2 separate regions of the Mus musculus genome follow, and region 2 is linked to region 1. The links are chromatin contacts, found by Hi-C or POLR2A ChIA-PET in ENCODE. All regions are on one chromosome and are shown on one strand. The core of a region is the stretch at or near the end of the contact, and the rest is flanking DNA. Distances in the headings are between cores, read along the strand shown. Region 1 holds the start of Eif4ebp1 (eukaryotic translation initiation factor 4E binding protein 1). Region 2 holds the start of Erlin2 (ER lipid raft associated 2).

The links. Hi-C counts contacts between places; a loop is a spot of excess contacts on that map. ChIA-PET counts read pairs that join two places held with the same protein, here RNA polymerase II (POLR2A).
Region 2: a loop to region 1 is called in a map of v-Abl transformed pro-B cells, with 2.5 times the contacts of the local background. The contact joins the promoter of Erlin2 here to the promoter of Eif4ebp1 in region 1. A Hi-C loop is called at or near these places in 1 of 37 maps with a recorded cell type or tissue (v-Abl transformed pro-B cells). POLR2A ChIA-PET finds 5 or more read pairs at or near these places in 1 of 5 experiments (Patski).

The regions. Positions count from the first base shown.
Region 1 is chr8:27,258,373-27,262,183 of GRCm38, reverse strand. Eif4ebp1 (eukaryotic translation initiation factor 4E binding protein 1) reads right to left here and starts at 1,857. Exons shown (of 3, transcript NM_007918.3): 1 at 1,634-1,857. The coding sequence starts at 1,775.
Region 2 is chr8:27,021,721-27,025,531 of GRCm38, reverse strand. It overlaps Erlin2 (ER lipid raft associated 2), which reads right to left and starts at 1,713. Exons shown (of 12, transcript NM_153592.3): 1 at 1,626-1,713; 2 at 354-475. The coding sequence starts at 460.

The sequences.
Region 1 (3,811 bases), core at 608-3,107:
ATCTGACAAGGGCCAGCTGGCTTTGGGGACCTGACACTGCTTTCTTTCAGTTAAGAAGCAAATGCTACACTCTAAGGAAACCCCTTCCTCTTCAAAGACAACGGGAACTACCTGGTCTGCCAACGGACACTTCGCAGACCACAGTGAGAAGTGGATCAGAGTGCATTACAAACAGTACTGGCTATTGCTACCCAGCTAACCTGTTCATCCAGAAAGGGACGGGCAAGAGAGAAAATAAACGTTTCCCAGAGCCTTTAGGTCTGTATCGGTGCCTATAAAAAATAAAAATAAAAAATACACCCTGATTCACACCTCGCCTAAAAGGACTCAACTCTCTGTGAAACTTTGTGCTCAACACAAAGTTCTGCGAAAAGACAAAGGGGCAACAGCGTGAACTAAAAAGTGGCCAGCGGGGTTGAAGAACTCCAGTAACGGGAGGCCAGAAGCCTGCAGAAAACTTTTCCTTTGGGCCGTTTCTAATAAGAGGGAGCCGGCTTTCTCCCCCTGCCCTGCTTGCTACTTCTTGCTGAGTGTAGGAACTCAGCATGACGATGCACAACAGACACGTGCTCAAGCAGCGAGGCCTTGGTGCTGTGTCCTGAAGATCACAGAACCCAGTGGACACTGACTGAGCTCCAAGATCCCTTCATCGGTGCCTTGGTTCTGGGATCTGGCTGTGCTCCCTGGTGCAGGGACAGCTGCCCGAGAAAATAGGCATGTGGCCCGGCTGCGCCAGCAGTAGCCCAAGGTTCATCACCGCGCCAGGATTCCTCTTGTTTTTGAGTTGTAAGAGGAGTAGTTGGGGGAGGAGACCGGGGAGGGGAGAAGCGCAAAAGTGGGTGGGAGCGGCGCGAGGATTGGGAGGGAAGTAGTGAGCCACGAGGATTTCATCATGCAAACAGGCGGGTAGGTTTCATCAGCGTCTATACTGGGGCTCCAGGGCAAGCTGGGAATGCCTGGTTCCCGGAGGCCGGCCCCCACCCGCGCCAACTCAGCTTCCTCTTCCTCATCCTCCGCCACTTGGGCCAGTTCAACGCTGTGCCCTGCCCCCCAGGCCCGAGGAACGTGTTGTTCTGCACTACACCAGACGCCGCCCCTGCAGGAATCTCTCTCTTAACACAAGCCACAGGTGGCAGAGAAGCACCCTCAGCGTCCAGCCTCCATTAATGAGCGAGTGTCCAAAGCAAAGAGGGCTGCCTCCGGAAAGGTTAAAAAAAAAAAAAGTGTGCAGGCGTCACTTATTCCAAGGGAGATCAACTAAACTTAATCTCCAGGCCAGCCTCTTTCCCTGATCTTGTCCCACCCCAAACTGCCCTGACACCCACAGAGGTCGCCCTTAAGCACATGGTGGTCCTGGCAGAGTGCCTATCTGTATGCTCAGGGCACTCTGCCGTATCTCCCAGGAAAAGGCTAATAATGCAGGCAGTTTGCAGCCGGGTTCCAGACCACGCTCCACCACACCCAGAAGGCGAGCAACCGAGACGGTGACCCTTCTGCTTTCCCGACGCCCCTCGTCCGTTCTGGCCAGCTACCGAACCCCTCGAATGCCGCCCTCCCCGTCGCACGTGAGACTCCGGATCCCGACGTATCCTCCAGCCCCCCGAGGTCGCCCGTGACCCCGGCCAGCGCCTACCTCCCGGGGTGGTGCTGAAGAGCGTGCCGCCCGGAGTGGTGCTGTAGTCCCCGGGCGGGAGCTGCACGCCATCGCCGAGGGCTACGCGGCGAGTGGGGATGGCCCGGCTGGGAGTCTGGCTGCAGCTGCTGCCCGCCGACATGTCTCCTGCACGCCGCCCACGACCCTCCAGCAACCCCGCGGCACCTCGGCCCAGCCCTTCTCGTGCCCGGCCCGCCCCTTCCGCCTGGGCTCCACGCCCCCTGAGACTTGCGGTCCGCCCGGCCCCACCCAGCCCCAGCCCGCTGCCTGCAAGTGGTTCCCCAGCTGCTGACCTAGGCAGCTTCTGTCCTCTCCAGTGCAGGAACCCCAGTGTGGGCCCCTTGGGTTCCCTGGTTCCTCCCCGAGACTCTGGGAAGATCTAGGTAGGGATGACGGTGGCAGAACTCTCCGATTTGGTGGCAGCGTCTCAGCGCACCAGACCGCCTGCTTTCTATATTAGGATGTGACCTCTCGATCCCAGGCCGATCCTCAGAGAAGAAAGGGTGGGCTGATCCTTCGCCATTCTTAACGTTTCTACAGCTTTTACAGTTTTACAGTTTTTAGGAGTCAGAGCAGCGGCTGCACAGCGCACATTCCTGGACTTGGAAGGAGTAGTGGAAGAGTAAGAGGGACCTAGCCAGCCAGCTAGGAACCGAATATAAATCTGATGAGGAATGGGCAGGATCGAAGCTCTGCGTACTGTGGGCTGGGAGGATTAGAGTTAACCGGTCAAAGATCCGCATAGTACTTGGACTGGGTTCCACTCCAGCACTTTGTCTGGTAGTCACTAGGGAGGGAAGGGAAAATGCATGTCCAATCGGTTACAGTGTCTGTGTCAATCAATCTCCATATGGTAGGAAATGCCTATAATCCCGACCGTGAGGAGGCTGAAGCCCTAGGAGGATCCCAAGTTGACAGCCGAGGGAGGGCCAGAACCCTGTTCTCACTGTTGTCCGGGCTGGCCTGAGAGAACACACTGGGCCACCTTCCTCCCTTTGGGAGAAGCATGTTGAAAGGGGTTTTGCTTTTTGCCTTGTTTGGTTGTTCTAGAGGCCCCAGATTTCCTGGAACTACGATTTCAGGGAAGGGCCTGTTTATAAAGTCCAACATCCAAGTTCAGCATTCAAGTGGTCCACACTTGTCCCAGCAATGAGGAGACTGAAGCAGGAGGATTCTAGCCTGTGCTACCCAGCAAAACCCTGTCTCAGACACAGAAAGAAGAGAGAGAGACTTAAGCTGGGCATGCTAGCTCAGAGAAACTGAGACAGGAGCATTACAGAAAAGCTGAGGGCAGACATGGTTGTGGCGAGTTTGATGCACAGCCTGGGCCAGACATGTTAAGACGCTGTCTTAAACCGTGAAAGAGAGAGAGAAAAAAAAACACGGGGAAGGGGAAGCTTGGAACACAGCTCACTTGGTAGACAGTTTACCACGTATACACTAAGTCCACGGTTAAATCCGAAGCATCAACATAAAAACTGAACGTGGTGGCACTTTGTAAGCTTATAATCCTAGAACTCGGGAAGGGAAGGTTGGGGGATCAGCACTCGGGAGGCAGAGGCAGGCAGATTTCTGAGTTCGAGGCCAGCCTGGTCTACAAAGTGAGTTCCAGGACTGCCAGAGCTACACAGAGAAACCCTGTCTCAAAAAAACAAAAACAAAAAAACAAAAACAAAAACAAAAAAAAAACAAAAAAAAATTGGCCAAGCCAAGCCCAGTGGCTCTCTCTTACAGCTGCCTACAGACCCAAATAAGAAACTCTCATCTACATCTCCAGCACCATGTCTGCCTGTGTGCCACCATGCTCCCTGCCATGATGACAATGGACTAAACCTCTGAAACAGCAAGAAACCTCAATTGAATGTGCTCTTTTATAAGAGTTGCAGTGGTCATGGTATCTCGTCACAGCAATAGAACACTGACTAAGACAGTGTTCTATTACCCCTAAGGCACTTGGATAAGTTGAGGAGTTAAAGATGATTGCCCACAAGCCTACAGCCACAGCTAGGAGGGACCTGAGCCTGAGGGTAAGCACCGTTTCCCTGCCTTGGTAGCTCCATTGAGTAGCTTTCCAGGGAAGATAAGCTTCCCTCCTGGGCTTTGCGAACCACATGGCCCTGAGAATGATCGTTTTAGAGTTTTCTTACAAATTCCCTG
Region 2 (3,811 bases), core at 464-2,963, 240 kb after region 1:
CTGATACAAATCATCCTTAGAGCCTTTACATTTTTTTTGAAACATTCACTTTAAAACAGTCTCTCAAGTTAGCAGAGTACACTTCTCAAGTTGCCATCAAGCACTGGGACTGTGCCAACTTTTGGAGAAGCAGCCTTGCAGGGTGGAGACAAGATTCTTCAGGTGATGAAAGAGAAAACTATGTCAAGAGATGATCTTGGAAGAGCAATGGTTCCTTCAGATTTTGCTTTTAAACCCACAAATTCATATCAGCAGCACCTTAAAATACTAAAGGCAGTTTTAAGTTTATAGACTTAAATAAAGACACGCGTGCACCTTATAAGCGGTGAGGGAGCCATCTGTCTCTGCCTTACCTGTAATATACTCCAATATGTCCCTCTTCTATCTTGTGCACAGCTGAGAAGAGAGATGCACAAAAGAAACTGGAAGCCACGGCCACAACAGCTCCCAACTGAGCCATCAGTGAACCTGTATCCTAGAGAGAAGATATGGGACAATGTGTAGCCTGACGTACAGGAGAGCCACCAAGCTGAAGCTCACGTAAAGTGATTCTGGGGCAGCCTGCTGTAACACACACACACTACTTGCCAGATCTACAACTCACTGTGTCCTTGTTCTCAGTCAACATTCCGTTCCTTAACTGTGGAAGTATAATTCCCATTGAAGCAAGGGGGCATTAGCTCCAGAAACAGCTATACCTAAGAGAGATTTGGTGCCATTTGGGCAAGGTTCAAAACACAGCCTTCTCTCCCCTTCACGTTAACATGTTGTCAACAGAGCCATTTATACTTGTAAGGAAGAGAGGCAGCTGCAGGGTGCTGGCCCAAATTACAGAGGATGTCAAATGACAGGCAGCTGTGGCTATGTATTTCTGGTCAGAGCCTCCTACTTCTAATTGCCTGCCATTTCGAAGGAAACCACCAGTCATTCCCTTAGGACCCTGAGGGGGGGAAGAGAGAGAGGGAGGGAGGGAGAGAGAGAAGAGCAAGCAACTGAGTTCCGACGTAGGATTCTCTCTCTGATCTGTCCTCCACCTTCTCTGTTGTTCCTTTGGACTTAAACGGGACAGATCTCTATGTAAAACTGTAACACATTCTCCCATATCCTTTGCCCCCGCAAGCCCCATGGTTATAGGAAACTGGAAATGTCTCAGGCTGGAGACTCTGGACTACTCCGAAGTGAGGGTGGGGTGGGGTGGGGTGGGATGTCCCCAAATGTCCAGGGTCCCAGATGCCACAGAGTTACATGTAGACACTCATTTCCTGAACCCTGAAGGATCTGGAAAACACTACAGTGACGGACGTGCACACCGGGCACAGGGCACGGAGTCCACCTCTCAGGTCTGACTAATTTACTTATTTTTTACCGTAGCGGCCTTCAGCTACCGAGCAGCAGGAGTGTCCTCTCTGCAAATGTCCTCACTACCACCCCAAAGCCACCTCTTGCCCTTTCCCCGCCCTCCTCCGCGAGGCAGACACGGCCGAGAGCTTCCGCTCGGACCCGTGGGCAGGGGACTGGACTCCCGGGTGGGCGAGCTGAGGGGGCTCAGGACGTCAGCTCCAGCCGCGCCCACCCCCCGAGCCTCAGCGATGCCGAGCGTGCACGGAGGGGCGGCGGCCGCGTACCAGGCTGTCCCTCCAGGCGCTCCGTACACAGCCGAACCCCCGTGCAACCGTAGAAACCGCCACACCCCTCAGCACCCTACTTCCTTCCGGGCCAGTCGCTTCGATGACGCCATCAGTCCGCGCGCGCGCAAAAAATAAAAAAAATAAATAAATAAAAAGAAGACCCCGCCCACACCACACCCCTGTGCTCGTCCGGCCGCTCCGCCCCCTCGCGCTGCGAGCCGCAGTGTTCGGCGGTGGCGCCAGGGGACGCTCGCGAGCTGGCACACTGGCTGCGCACCTAGGCTTGCGGGTTTTAGGATGCCCAGGGCTGGCAGAGCGGGCTCCGGACACCAAGGCTCTGGTATCACCTTCCGAGGCGCTGGCTTCGGAGGTTGCTAGAGATTCTCCTTCGCTTCAAGTCCGAGCTGGATTTCTTTTCTTCTTCCGGAGCCGGGATCAATGCGATGCAGCGTTCTTGTCCTTCTGCTCGCTTCTTTTCCTGCTGCATTAGCCGAAGGAAACTTTCAAAGGTGCAGATTATGACGTCGCCAGTCAACAGTCCTACTCTGAGTTGCCCTTTATACTTTTCTGAGAGCTTTGTTTGGCCTTGAGGTCCCCACAGCAACATAAAGTAATTAACAAGGAATTATTGTTCCGATTTTTAATGAACGGATTCTGAAATCTGTGAGTGCTGAGGTCAACAGCAGTTGTTGAAAACTTAGCATTTCCTTAATAGTTCGGGCTTCCTGTCTTGCTTAACACATGCCATGGTGAGCTTTTGTCTGTCATCTGCACCCCCCCCCCCCCGGGGGGGTATAGCAGACCAGGAAGAAAACGTTTTTCCTAGCCTAAAGCCCTCACATGACCTCACCCTGCCATAGCGTTACCTTTGGACATTCATACTGGGCCTTTTCTCCGTTTTGTCCTGGGGCTGGAACTAAGGGCTTTATGGCTGTCCTCTATCCCCAATCTGCTTCTTTAGCAGGAAATTTCTAAACCGGCCACTGCAGTCATTTTGTTTGCAGGCCAGGAAGTGCCCACTTTAACTCCTGCTTTTAGTACATGAAAAGGCTTTTCCGTACAGTAGATGGCCAGTGGTCAATGTCCGACGATTTTAGGACTCAGGAAAAGAAGAGTAAAGGAACCCCTTTGTCTTCTCCCAAAAGCCAAGGCACTGAAACTGAATTCAAAGTTCCGGGAAGCCAGATGTTTGGTGACAGCAGAAGAAAAGCAGCTGCCCCCAATCCCAGACACCCAGTGGCTGCAGAAGAAGACAACAGACCAAGTAGTTTCAAAACAGCTTGTCTAAGGGACCCAGCAAACTCCCCATTCTGCCCCTAAAGATCCCCCTCCCACTTCCCGATTCTTAGCTACAAAACCTGAGGCTTGAAGCATGTGACCTGCCTTCTCCTGGACTCTGGTTCCTGAGTGACTGGGTCCTGTGCCCTGGTCAGAGTGTGGTCCAAACTAGACAATCTACCTCTCCGACAATAAATAAAGCCTCCCACAGCTGTTTGAGGTCATCTGGAGTCTCAGTGTTTGTTTCTCCTTACAAACAACTCTTACATATTCTTACATGTTGGTACCAGAGCCCTTTCTTCACCTCTCTCCTATCCCCAAACTCCAGTCTCTCACCTTTCTTTCCCTCCCAAGCACCACTCTGTCCTTAGTGATCACTAAGGTGAAACAGCAAGCAGGTCAGGTCCCTTACTGGAGACGTCACCCAGTCTAGGAGCCACAGTTCCTAACAGCCTCATTGATATGTGAGGGGAACGGAGGTTTTAGTCTGGAGTCCTCATTTGCCGAACTGGTAAGCTTTCTTGCTCTTACTCTCTAATGAGACCTCCAGTACATGAGAGGCTAGTCTTTGCTATTTATTTCTGGAGCTACACCCAACTTCAGCCATTTCTCTGCTCGACAGGCATGTGATGTGGGTAAAGGGTCTGTTTGTTTGTAGCAGTGTCCTGGGAATTTGACTCAGCTTCAGGAGTCTTTTATTCTTCTCTCTGGAAACGCTTGGGAATTTAATTCCAGTGAAACTTGGGTCTCTGGAGGCCATTCCAGAGCAGGAAACTGGCCTTGGCCCATTTTTAGACCAACGAACATGGGCAATAGTGCCTCTGTTCCCAAAGGCAGTCTTGGCTTGCTTAAAAAAATTTTTTTTCCACACAATTGGACCTCAAGTTAGATGTTGATCTGGCCCT